Regions from separate parts of the Homo sapiens genome. Here regions 1 and 3 are each linked to region 2. Evidence: chromatin contacts called from ENCODE Hi-C or POLR2A ChIA-PET data. All regions are on one chromosome and are shown on one strand. Each heading gives the region's core, a stretch centred on a gene start or an enhancer-like site at or near the end of the contact. The rest is flanking DNA. Distances are from core to core; before and after follow the strand shown.

Evidence for each region. Hi-C counts contacts between places; a loop is a spot of excess contacts on that map. ChIA-PET counts read pairs that join two places held with the same protein, here RNA polymerase II (POLR2A). Pooled maps may share reads with other maps.
Region 1: a loop to region 2 is called in a map of aorta, with 2.4 times the contacts of the local background. The contact joins two enhancer-like sites. A Hi-C loop is called at or near these places in 4 of 168 maps with a recorded cell type or tissue (aorta, astrocyte of the cerebellum, chondrocyte and 1 more) and 1 of 50 pooled maps. POLR2A ChIA-PET finds 5 or more read pairs at or near these places in 1 of 52 experiments (Panc1).
Region 3: a map of cardiac septum shows a loop between it and region 2 (2.7-fold over the local background). The contact joins the promoter of PDZRN3 here to the enhancer-like site in region 2. A Hi-C loop is called at or near these places in 1 of 168 maps with a recorded cell type or tissue (cardiac septum). POLR2A ChIA-PET finds 5 or more read pairs at or near these places in 3 of 52 experiments (AG04450 and WTC11).

What each region holds. Positions count from the first base shown.
Region 1 is chr3:73,717,141-73,721,160 of GRCh38, reverse strand. No RefSeq gene overlaps it. Among named protein-coding and RNA genes, the nearest start is that of LINC02005, 90 kb to the left of the region's middle. Within about 2 kb of position 1,545, at least 9 of the 41 ENCODE cell types and tissues checked have a DNase peak (open chromatin) inside an H3K27ac peak, as active enhancers do.
Region 2 is chr3:73,657,338-73,661,321 of GRCh38, reverse strand. No RefSeq gene overlaps it. Among named protein-coding and RNA genes, the nearest start is that of PDZRN3, 34 kb to the right of the region's middle. Within about 2 kb of position 2,306, at least 2 of the 41 ENCODE cell types and tissues checked have a DNase peak (open chromatin) inside an H3K27ac peak, as active enhancers do.
Region 3 is chr3:73,623,529-73,627,402 of GRCh38, reverse strand. It overlaps PDZRN3 (PDZ domain containing ring finger 3), which reads left to right and starts at 2,462. Exons shown (of 10, transcript NM_015009.3): 1 at 2,462-3,300. The coding sequence starts at 2,578. It overlaps PDZRN3-AS1 (PDZRN3 antisense RNA 1), which reads right to left and starts at 3,835. Exons shown (of 2, transcript NR_046681.1): 1 at 3,438-3,835; 2 at 1-1,991.

The DNA.
Region 1 (4,020 bases), core at 296-2,795, 61 kb before region 2:
AAAATCTGATCTATTCTGGGGGTACAGGGGAACCTCTGAGAGAAAATGGCATTCAGGTTAAGTTAGGAAGAGTATAGTTTATTCGAGTAAAGAGGGAAAAAACAGAGACGAAGAGAACTATAGTTGCAAAGGCCCTGTAGTCAGAGGAGTAGAGCATAGATAACCCAATAAAACTTGAATGTATAAATTAATGATTGAGTGACTCAGAATAACAACTAACATTTCTATGGTACTTACCATGTGCCAGGAATTATTCTAGCGTTTAATTTATACCAACTCATTTAACCTCCACAACAACCCTATGTGATAGGTATTATTTTTGTCTCCATTTTGAAAATGGGGAAACTGAATTACAGAGAAAATATGTAACTTGTGAAAGTTGAACAATTATCAAACTGTGCAACTGGGATTTGGACCCAGGAATCTGGGCTGAAGCAGATAACTAGGGCTTCTCTGGTGATCTATGAAATCCCTGGAATAACATGTTATTAAATAGAGCAAATATGGTGGCCTGAAACAGGGAACATCAGTTCTAAAATTGAGTCTACGAGATCCAGGAGCAAAGTTTTTTGAAAGATGTGAGCTACTCAAAGGAATATGGAATAAGAAGAAGAATGCAATGGAATTAAACATGCTTGAAGGTTTTAAAAACTCAATTAAAAATGCCATTGTAAAAGAAAAAAATGTTAAATTCTATAAATTTGCAATAAAAATAGTAGAGAATAAGAAAACAAATACTAACTTCATCAAACTTTGGAGTGAAAATATTTACATAATCAGCATTGTTTCTTTTGAATATCTTTCCCATGCGCGTACTCTAAATATTATGAACATCATTTCTTCTTGTAATTTTTTCCTCCCTCTGTCATCTATAAATGGACCCTGCTTAACATTTTATATCCAAGTGCTAGAAGCATTGAGAATTGGGAAGCCCTGGAAAACCCCTTATTTCTCCACAGTAAGGATGTACTCATGAGCTCTGCTAGGAAATTCATTCTGGTTGTCAGCTGAGACTTTATTTCCTCTCTGATGCTCATATTTGCATGAATCCAAAATCCAAATTAAGTCATAGGTCGTGGGACTATGCAGGCAGGCAGCCAGCAGCTCTGCCAATGCCAGTTACCTTCATAAAACCAAGACGTCTTTTATTATCCGAGGATCCTCCGAGTGAGGCTTGCCCTTTCCACTGAAGTTTTCAGCAAGTTAAGTCCAGGGTACTTAGAGCTGCTTGTTTACTTTAAAATTTCCTCTCTTGCTCTCTCTCTCTGTCTCTCTTAACCCGCGACCCTTTTTCTCTCTCTTGTCTCTCTGTTTGTCTCTTTCTGGTTTTCTTTTTTCCTTTCCAGCTTCTTTGCTCCTCTTGGCTACTCTTGAGAGCAAGCATTGGCAGGCAATGAATCAAAGTGGGCTATTTTTGCTCTCGCTGTGAGGATGTTTACAACATATTGAAAACTCGGCTTTGTAGTTTAACGTCATTTTCAGTATATTTTCAGAAAATCTGACTGGCTTCCAAGTTCAGTAGATGACTGTGAAACCCACAGAGGGCCTTATGTACCTCATACCTTACCTTAGGCGGCTGCCCTGACTCTTAACGGCTCACATTGCATCAAATATGGCCCCACATGTGTAGAAATGGAAAGATGGGCATGCTGACCAAATTTATTTCCTAACAATGCTGATTTCATAAACAGTAGCTCAAAGTTGTGAAACAAGAAATTTAAAACTAGCTGTGTACAACAAGAAATTCTATGAACACTCTATCTCTGGCCTAATTAAGCTATTTTTCCTTCCCACCCAACCAAGCTGCCCCCAAATGTTTTGGATACATGTACCATCCCATTAGAATATAGTTAATCTTGAATATATTTCACCATGAAATATGAACATAGTAATTAGAGAATTTTCCATTCAACATCCCCTATCATATTCCTAGCATATTGGAGTCTGTTAGAATAGCATTTAACTGTTTTCATATGGGCTTCAGCAGACATCCTGGAAGATTTGAAATAGCCAATAAATTCAACACAATGAAACCTAGTCAAACTTCTATCCTTTTCCTTCCTTTCTTTTCTTTTTTTTCTCTCTCTCTCTTTCTTTCTTTCTTTCTTTCCAACTCCAGGTTCTAAATAAAATAAGATTAAGGTTGACCTAATTTTCTAAGAGCCGCCTGCTGATTTATCAGCTGATAGCATGTCTGAGGTATTCAAGCCAATTAAACTGGTTCACAAAGTATTGCTCAGTGGGTAAATATGAGGTAGAAACATCCAGGAGGTCTTCTTTTTATCTGATGCTGAAATCAGAGGTCTGGACAGGCTAATTGGTGTTTGTAAGGGTGGTGGGGAAATAGCCCACTGGTGTTCACTAAAAACTGTACTAATAACTCATTAACAGAAACCTCAAGCAGAGACACTCACATGTGGACAGTGCAGATAGAGTGGGGCTGAAATCGAGCTGGCCTGCTTTCTTGGACCAAGGCTAACTTTCCACTGAGGTTTTGATCCGTAGCACTGTATTAAGTCCTTGTTTGTGAGTGACTTCTATTGTCTAGGTACTTTGCAGGCTCACACCAGGCAACACTGGGCCTGTTGTTCCAATCCACTTTGAGATTCTGTAATTTAAACAGCACAGAGCGTGGGCCAGCCCCGAGAGTTATAACCTAGTTTAACTGGATTTAGAAAACTGGTTAAACTAGGCTACAACTCCCTTGGTCTTGAACCTGCAGTTTTGGTTTTGGTTTTGTTTTTCTTTCCCTTCTGTTCAGAGTATAAGTTCACTTGCTTTAGAAAAATGGAAACAATAAGAAAATGGAAAATGACAAATATGCTGGGGAATTTATTTGAACTGGCACAGTAGTCTTACCTATAACAAAGAAATTCTTTAAACTTCTAGCATTTGCTAATGACACTGGCCAGCACTATACCATAACTGCTTAAGATCTGACTTTCCCACTAGACCAGTGGTTCTCAAACTCCACCCCACATCTGTGCTGTCAGGAGGTCCTGTTAAGATGCAGACAGATGCCCCACTCATGGTGTTGCTATTTCAGTAGGTCCAGATGGGATCTGAGAATTTGTCTTTCTAATAAATTCCCACATGATGCCAATGCTGATGGCCCAAGGAGAACATGTCAAGAATGACCGCACAAGACTGGCAACTCCTCGAGGGCAGGAATAGTCTCATTTGTCCCAGTATTCATAGCACCTAGTGCTGTGTCTGTTACACATCCATATTCTAATAAATGACTGTAGCTATTTATCTAAGTAGTATTCAATATCTACAATTTGTCAGAAATTGTTCTAAACACTAGAAATTCCACAGTGAACAAGACAAAGATGTCCCATGTCCTCAGAGAGTTTCCATTCTAGTGGTGCAGCCAAGTAGGAAACAAAGAAATTTATAAAGTCATGTCAGTTTGTGCTAAGTGCTATGAAGGAATTCAAAGCAGGACAAGAGGACAGAGAACAATGGAGGCAGGAGGCACTGTTAGATGGGGTGTCAGGGAAGGCCTCTCTGAGGAGGAGACATGTGCAGAACACTGAATGAAACGAGTGAGCAAGTCATGTGAAGATCTAGTGGAGGAAGATTTCAGGTGGAGGTAGAGCAAGTGCAAAGGCCCTGAGACAGGAGTAGGATTGGTGATGTGGTTTTGCTGTGTCCCCACCCAAATCTCACTTTGAATTGTAGTTCCCATAATCCCCATGTGTTGTGGGAGGGACCCAGTGGGAGGTAAGGAATCATTGGATTTGGCAAAATGGAGGCCCTTGGTGACTGTATTAGTTCACTTTCATGCTGCTGATAAAGACTGGGAAGAGAAAGAGGCTTAATTGGACTTACAGTTCCACATGGCTGGGGAGGCCTCAGAATCATGGCAGGAGGCAAAAGGCACTTCTTAAACATCATAGCGGCAAGAGAAAATGAGAGAAGTGCGAAAGCAGAAACCTCTGAGACTTATTCATTACCACAAGAACAGTACAGAGGAATCTGCCCCCGTGATTCAAATTATCTCCCACCAGGTCCCTC
Region 2 (3,984 bases), core at 1,057-3,556:
ATAATGCTTGATAATAGTAATAAAAAACTATGTTAACTAGTTTATAACTTTCCTGTACTGTGCTTTTTATCATTATTTTAGAGCATACTCCTTCTACTTCCATTTTTTAAAGTTAACTATCAAACAGCCTCAGGTAGGTCCTTCAGGAGATATTCCAGAAGAAGGCATTATTATCATAGGAGATGACAGCTCCATGCGTGTTCTTGCCCCTGAAGACCTTCCAGTGAGACGAGACGTGGAGGTAGAAGACAGTGATATTGATGGTCCTGACCCTGTGTAGGCCTAGGGTAATGTGTGTTTGTGTCTTAGTTTTTAACAGAAAAGTTTAAAAAGTAAAATTTTAAATTAAAAGTTTACAGAAAAAGAATATAGAGCTGAGGCGCAGTGGCTCACACCTGTAATCCCAGCACTCTGGGAGGCTGAGGTGGGTGGATCACCTGAGGTCAGGAGTTTGAGAACAGCCTGACCAGCATAGCAAAACCCTGTCTCTACCACAAATACAAAATTTAGCTGGGTGTGATGGCGGGCACCTGTAATCCCAGCTACTTGGGAGGCTGAGGCAAGAGAATCACTTGAACCTGGGAGGCAGAGTTTGCAGCAAGCCAAGATCACGCCACTGCACTCCAGCCTGGGCAACAAAGCTAGACTCCATCTCAAAAAAAACTATATATATATATATATTTATAATATATATTATATATTATATGTTATATATAAATAAATATATAAATAAAAATATATAAAATATTTTTGTTAAAATGTGTTTGTGTTTTAAGGTATTATTACAAAAAGTCAAAAAGTTTTAAAAAATTAAGTTTATAAATTTAAAAAGTTACAGTCGTTATTATTGAAGAAAGTAAAATAATATTTAAATACATTTAGTGTAACCTAAGTGTACAGTTTTTATAAAGTCTACCATGGGTACATTAATGTCCTAGGCCCTCACATTCACTCACCACTCACTCAGTGACACCCAGAGCAACTTCCAGTCCTGCAAGCTCCATTCGTGGTAAGTGCCCTATACAGGTGTACCACTTCTTATCCTTTATACCCTATCTTTACTGTACCTTTTCTACATTTAGATTCACAAATACTTACCATTATGTTACAATTGTCTACAGTGCTCAGGACAGTCACATGTGGCACAGGTTTATAGCCTAAGAGCGATGGGCTATTCCATATAGCCTAGGTGTGTGGGAGCCCATACCATCTAGGTTAGTGTAACTCTATGATGTTCACACAACAACAAAATTCCCTAATGACACATTTCTCACGAAGTACTCCTGTCGTTAAGTGATGCATGACTATATTTTTAAAAACATCTTCTTTGGGTGCTACAGAGACAATAAATGGTGGCAGGCAACTATGAAAGCATGAACCCTAGTTAGAAAACTATTGCCATAGTCCAGGCTACAGAATGATGGTGGCTTATATTAGGGCGGTGGACTTGGACAGGAAAAAGGACAAAGCTTGTCATAAAATTTGAGGGCGGATCTGACAGTGTTTGTGGATGGATTGGAAAAGGAGTATGCGACAGAGGAGAATAAAGAATGACTCTTAGAATTTTGACATGAACATTTGAGTAAAGATTCCATTTGCTGTAGGGCCTTATAGGGTTGAATCGGGACTGATGGTGGATGGACTGGGTTGCTATATAAATAAAGTCTTCCCAATAGTCCTATCTGGCAAAAGAGAGCATGAAGTATTAGGTTGGTGAGAAAGTAATTGCGATTTTTGCTGTTAAAAGTAATCGCAAAACCACAATGACTTTTGTACCAATCTAATACCTCCAAAGATGACGAGTTATGCATACAGGGGGTTGGTACAGGTAAGACAGATGACATTTGGTGAGGGCTTTATAAAGGGATGGCAAATGCTAGGAGGGTATGGAACTCAGTGATCTGAAAGCATCCTTCCAATCATGCAATTCTGCCAATCAGGATGTTTACGGAATTTATAAGTATCTCATTATCTATTTCAGTTCATGCCTGTAAAAGATAATAAAAATATGCAGTAAAATAAATACACAGTAAAAAAAACTATTTTACTTATTTTAGACTTGGGCAAACTGGGGAGAGCGAATGTTCATATATCTGTCCCACAACACACTGTTTATTACTTAAGTGTAAGGCAATCCCTTTTCAAAGTCAGAACATCCTACGAAAACAACAGGGTATGACTCGTTATTCTTTCTCTTTTCTGTTCTTTTCTCGGTGTAAAGCTGGAAAATTGTGTGTGTCTGTACAGTCTGGTAAGGTAGCGGGACTATAAAAAGCAATGGCTGGGATCTGACTGCGCCTCACTCCGTGTGTTAACTGTCCTTGGAACTGGCAGAGATGATAAAGGGAGTTCCAGACAAATCAAAGAAAAGAAATAAGAACCAGGCCTGCTGACATTTTGTTTTTTGGAACAAGAAGTAACTCCTATAAATTTGATAAAAGAGCTCCAAGAGTTCTGAAAGGCATGTTTAAAGCTGATTCCACATGTTCAGGGAGTACAAAGGTCTAAACTCTTTATTTCCCCTTGATTTCATCAGTTTTCCCAAGTTTCCAGTTCCCTCTCTAGATATGCCACGTGTCTCACCCCCCTGGGGGCAAATCAAATTGGTGAGTCTCCCCAAGCCTAACCCACTCCTATCTTCATACAGAGTAAATCAAAGGGAATACATACACCTTGATTCCATTTACTTTTTAATTTTCACTGTCCCTGTCTTCCTTTGCTTGCTTCTGAGAAAGAATAGCCCCTTTTCCTTGCCAAGACTAACCTGTGAGCCTGTATCCATCTCTGCTTGACTCCCCTTAGGAATTTCCCTGGTGAACCATCCACTCTTCTGCCTCCTTTGCATTCCATTCAAGCTGTTTTTAAATACCTTTGAGTGCCTGTCCATGTCTAGCACTATGCTAAGATGTGTAACAGGAAAGACATTTCTTCACCCTTGCAATAGTCCAGTTTGTTCTGGTCCGTGGAGAAGAGATTCCAGCGAAAGGGTATGATCTTGAAGTGTGAAGTTCCCTCCAGTTCTTTGTCATGCTAAGGCCAGACACCTAGTGTCAATGGTCCGTCGTGTAGCAGAACATCACCAGGAATTTGGGGATACACAAAAGTCTAGGCATGAATTGGAAGTAGAAAGAGAAGAGCTCACCTGGTAGGCATGAAGAAATAAACCAGGATTTGTGAGCAGCTGCCTATCGGGGATGGGGGAGGACAGGTATTATGATTAGGGAGAAATTTTCCAGAGGTGAGGAATGGTTATTAGATTGTGGGAACTGTGTGGACAGAGGATGTCAAACACCACATCTGGAATCATATCTGGCTATGGTCTGTGATTACCCAAAACTTCAGGAAAAGGCTACTACTCTCCACAACATTTCTGCTTAAAGTGCTTTAGGGAAGGGAAGGAAAAGTGGTCCAGTCCAGGGTAGAGGTGGTGAGAGTAGATGGCAGTGCCAAAAAACAAAACCAGAAAGAGAAGAGAGACCACAGAGGGGTCAGCATGGTGAGCAAACCCCATTTTCATAAAAATACTTAAAAGGGGGGATTTGAAAGTGGCAGGGAGATTTCATTACATTATATGGAGGAAGCAAAAAATAATAAAATATTGGTCCTCACCTCCCTAAATAGACTAGTATCCTTCATCCCCTGGGGACCCACCTAGATTACATTCTGTTTCCATTAATAGCACCTATCCCCTCATGCCACATTTATACTATGCACATTTGCCTATGCCACTATTTTCATGAATTCCCTGAGAATGAAATTAGTCATTTATTCAACAAACTTTTATTGAATGTCTGCTATATACCAGGCACAGGGATAAGCCCTGGTCATGCAAAGATGACTAAGACATGGACTATAAATTTGTTCTTGGTGAGCTCCTAATCTGGAAAAAACAAAGGTACAGAAAAAAGATATTTTCTTTTTATGTCTTTAATGTGCCTGGAAGAAGGTGGGTTCATAATGAATATTTGTTAAGTGAATATCTAT
Region 3 (3,874 bases), core at 1,213-3,712, 34 kb after region 2:
AGAGATGCTCCTAAATATCCTGCAATGCAGACGATAACCAACCCCCCACCCCCACACACACCACAACAAATAATTATTTGAATGAAAATGTCAGTAGTACCAAGGTTGAGTAACTCTGCCCTCAACTCCTTTTTCCTAATATTTTTGGCTCTCGTTTCTCCTGTTAAGTTTGGTGACTGAAATAATAGTCTTGCCAGCTCTGACATTGTAGGATTTTTTTTCTAACCTCCAAGAATTTTGATACTAAAATTAACCATTGAGGAGTGGCACAGACTTTCCTTTTGCCTAAAGAGGCCAATCCACAGTAGGCTATGGCTTCTCTGTGGCCTCAGCTGTAGCATTTCAGCAACAACCTCTCAATCTGCCATCTGGGAGACCACCCGAGGGGTGGTAGAACATCTCCAAAAAAGTGTACACCCCAAGTAAGCACTAATTTACATTTATGGTGTAGGACAGAACTTCTCTGTTTCTCAAAACCAGTTTGGTTTGAAGATTATCACCCTGTTGACACTAGCTCATTCTGTGAAACTGACAAGCCCACACACCTTTGGTGAAAGAATTTGTTTCCTACCCATTATCTGAGAGCCCATGAGCAGTTTAATGAATATACTGATGGAGGATTCCCTGGCACAAGCTTATCTGAACAAAGGCCAATAATATTCCACCCCATGCAGAATCCTATCAAAGCAATGCATTAATTGATTAAAGCAATTAAAAGAAAGTCTCCACCTCAAATAGGCAACAAATGCCACCAAAACTGATTAAAGAACACTGTCCAGTGACCTCAACCATGCACTGAAAAATCTAGTGAGTGACAACTTTTTAAAGGTCAGTGTGAAACAAGTAATCCTTATGAACATCAAGGCAATTCTTTCACTCTGATGAAGCAGTTAAATAGTGAAGGTCATGGGGCTTTAGCAGCCACATAAAAGAAAGAAGGAAAGCAATTAGACAAAATGGATGCTGTAATCCCACTTTCCAGGCCCCAGAGTCTCGCTGAATACAGAGCTCCTGCTTTACTGTTCAGAACTCTCCCGCTTCACTGTTCAGAAACTGGAAGCAGATTCCAAATGAGAATTCCATAGCTTGATTCCACTCTCACCAAAAGCTGACTGCGTGTTTCTTAGGAATGTCTATAGCCTTGGGAGGTAAAAATAAAATAAAATAAAATCAATGGATGATGCTATGAACTTTACACCCAGTTTGGAATTCCAAAAATATTCCTCCATTGCTCAGGACTGTTGCTGAATCCTACCCAGCCAGGTTTGCTGTACTGCAGGGAATGAATGTCCAGATCTATGGATCGCCAGGGTTTTCCAATCAAGTGGGAATCCAAGGACCAGCATGGACTAGCAGCATTGGCATCACTTGGAAGTGCTTTCAGTATGGAGATTCTCAGAACCCGCCCCAGACCCACTGTATCAGAACCGCAACCACATTAAAATGTGAGAAACACTGACCTACAGGACCCTACAGGGCACTTTTGTTTTGTTTTGTTTTCTGTTTTGTTTTTATCCTTCTTCTAGCCTGAGTTTCCTCAATGGAAAGATGACAGAGTGTACACACAAAACAAACCAAAACTGAAGGAGGGCAGTTGTTGACATGATCATGGGGGTGATGAGTCTTCTCCCAGTTCTAACTTCTGCAGTCAGCATCGCTTCTTTTGTAATCACGGGAAAATAATTTTCAAATGGAGCTAACCCTCTCACAACATTGTACTAATGATCTTTAAAGCGACGGATTTAGAAGCGCTCAGCACCACGCTTGCCACACTGCAGGGCAGACACTTCAGAGGTGTTAGGTGAAGTGGATGGAGCCAGCACGCTGGCCTCTCCCACTCCGACAGCTGGCGAGCAGCTCTTGTCCACCAAAACTTCCCCGGGTAGATTCACCCACCGGTCCTGGAAACCTGCTAAATCCTGAAGGTTCACAGAACCTCTGGTCAGAACTGAAGTTGCAGCCGGAGCTTCCCGCAGGCTCTGTAACTTTCCCTGGAATGAAATAAATAAATAAAGACCGTAAGTGCTGAGATAGCGGGCCCCAAGATATTTTTAGTCCTCTGCAATCAGCCACTAGAGGAAGGGGGAGGGAGAAGGGAGTAAAAAAGTTTTGATCCGTTCGGGAAGGGGCTCGAAGAGAACCCTTGGGAGAAAGCAGTAGCCTCAGCTCCAAACTCAGCGAGCTTTTCTCGGCTGGCGTTTTGTCTCCTATAGCGTAGACTGTAAGAGAACAGAAAGGAGTTTCCCGAGAAGATTCAGGCTGGCGTCCTGGGCTGGCCCGTCCCTTCTGGCGAGCCTCAGTGTCCTCCCACGCGCTTCTGCCTTCCAGCCTCCTCCCTTTTTCGGGGGGCTGGCGGGAGGCATCCAAGGCACGATGTATGTGCGCTCGCGCTCGCGCAAATACGGCCGGAGGAGTCCTGTTCCTCGGGCATTTTCCGAGGAAGTCTGGATCAATTAGGCTCAGTCCGGGGAGAGCCAGCGAGCGCGCGGGCGGCGTAGCCGGCCTGTCTGGGCCGCCTCGTGGGGAGGGAGGGGGCGCCCGGCCGCCCGGCGGCGACCCCGGGGCCTGGCCGCCACCATGGGCTTCGAGCTGGACCGCTTCGACGGCGACGTGGACCCGGACCTGAAGTGCGCGCTGTGCCACAAGGTCCTGGAGGACCCGCTGACCACGCCGTGCGGCCACGTCTTCTGCGCCGGCTGCGTGCTGCCCTGGGTGGTGCAGGAGGGCAGCTGCCCGGCGCGCTGCCGCGGTCGCCTGTCGGCCAAAGAGCTCAACCACGTCCTGCCGCTCAAGCGCCTTATCCTCAAGCTGGACATCAAGTGCGCGTACGCGACGCGCGGCTGCGGCCGGGTGGTCAAGCTGCAGCAGCTGCCGGAGCACCTCGAGCGCTGCGACTTCGCGCCCGCGCGCTGTCGCCACGCGGGTTGCGGCCAGGTGCTGCTGCGGCGCGACGTGGAGGCGCACATGCGCGACGCCTGCGACGCGCGGCCAGTGGGCCGCTGCCAGGAGGGCTGCGGGCTACCCTTGACGCACGGCGAGCAGCGCGCGGGCGGCCACTGCTGCGCGCGAGCGCTGCGGGCGCACAACGGCGCGCTCCAGGCCCGCCTGGGCGCGCTGCACAAGGCGCTCAAGAAGGAGGCGCTGCGCGCTGGGAAGCGCGAGAAGTCGCTGGTGGCCCAGCTGGCCGCGGCGCAGCTTGAGCTGCAGATGACCGCGCTGCGCTACCAGAAGAAATTCACCGAATACAGCGCGCGCCTCGACTCGCTCAGCCGCTGCGTGGCCGCGCCGCCCGGCGGCAAGGTAGGCGCCTGCTGCCCGCCCCGACCTCCAGCCAGGATCCCTGGGGACCCAGGGCCCCGCCCCATCCCTTTGGGTACAGGGATGCCCCGAGCTTCCCGGGAACATCCTTGCTTCCTCCCTCTTCTTCCACTGCTTACCAGCTGTATCACTACTTGCAGGTCGCTGAACCTGCCTGAGGTGGAACACTGTGGTCCTTTATAGTCTAGACGTAACCGGTAAAGTATAGCTGTACAGCTTCAGGGATTCTGGAAGGACGAAAAAGAATTCACAAGCAAGTGTAGGATAAGAATGAAGAATGCAGCTCCAGAGTCAAAACTGCGTTCAAAGGCTTTGCTGCTCAGACCAGCTAGGGGATCTCGGGCAAGTTGCTTACCCTCTAGAGGTCAGAAACCTATAGACTGACACTTAGGAGAGGAGAGATGGACACATTGGGTGAATTGTATCCGTGCATCCTCTAGGATTCCAGAAAAAAAAATAAAGGGAACCCACAGCCAGTGTAGATTAAGTTAAGAAGGATATCAGAAGAGAGGCCTCTGGGGTAAAAGCTGGATGCAAGCGTGGGCTTTGCAGCCAA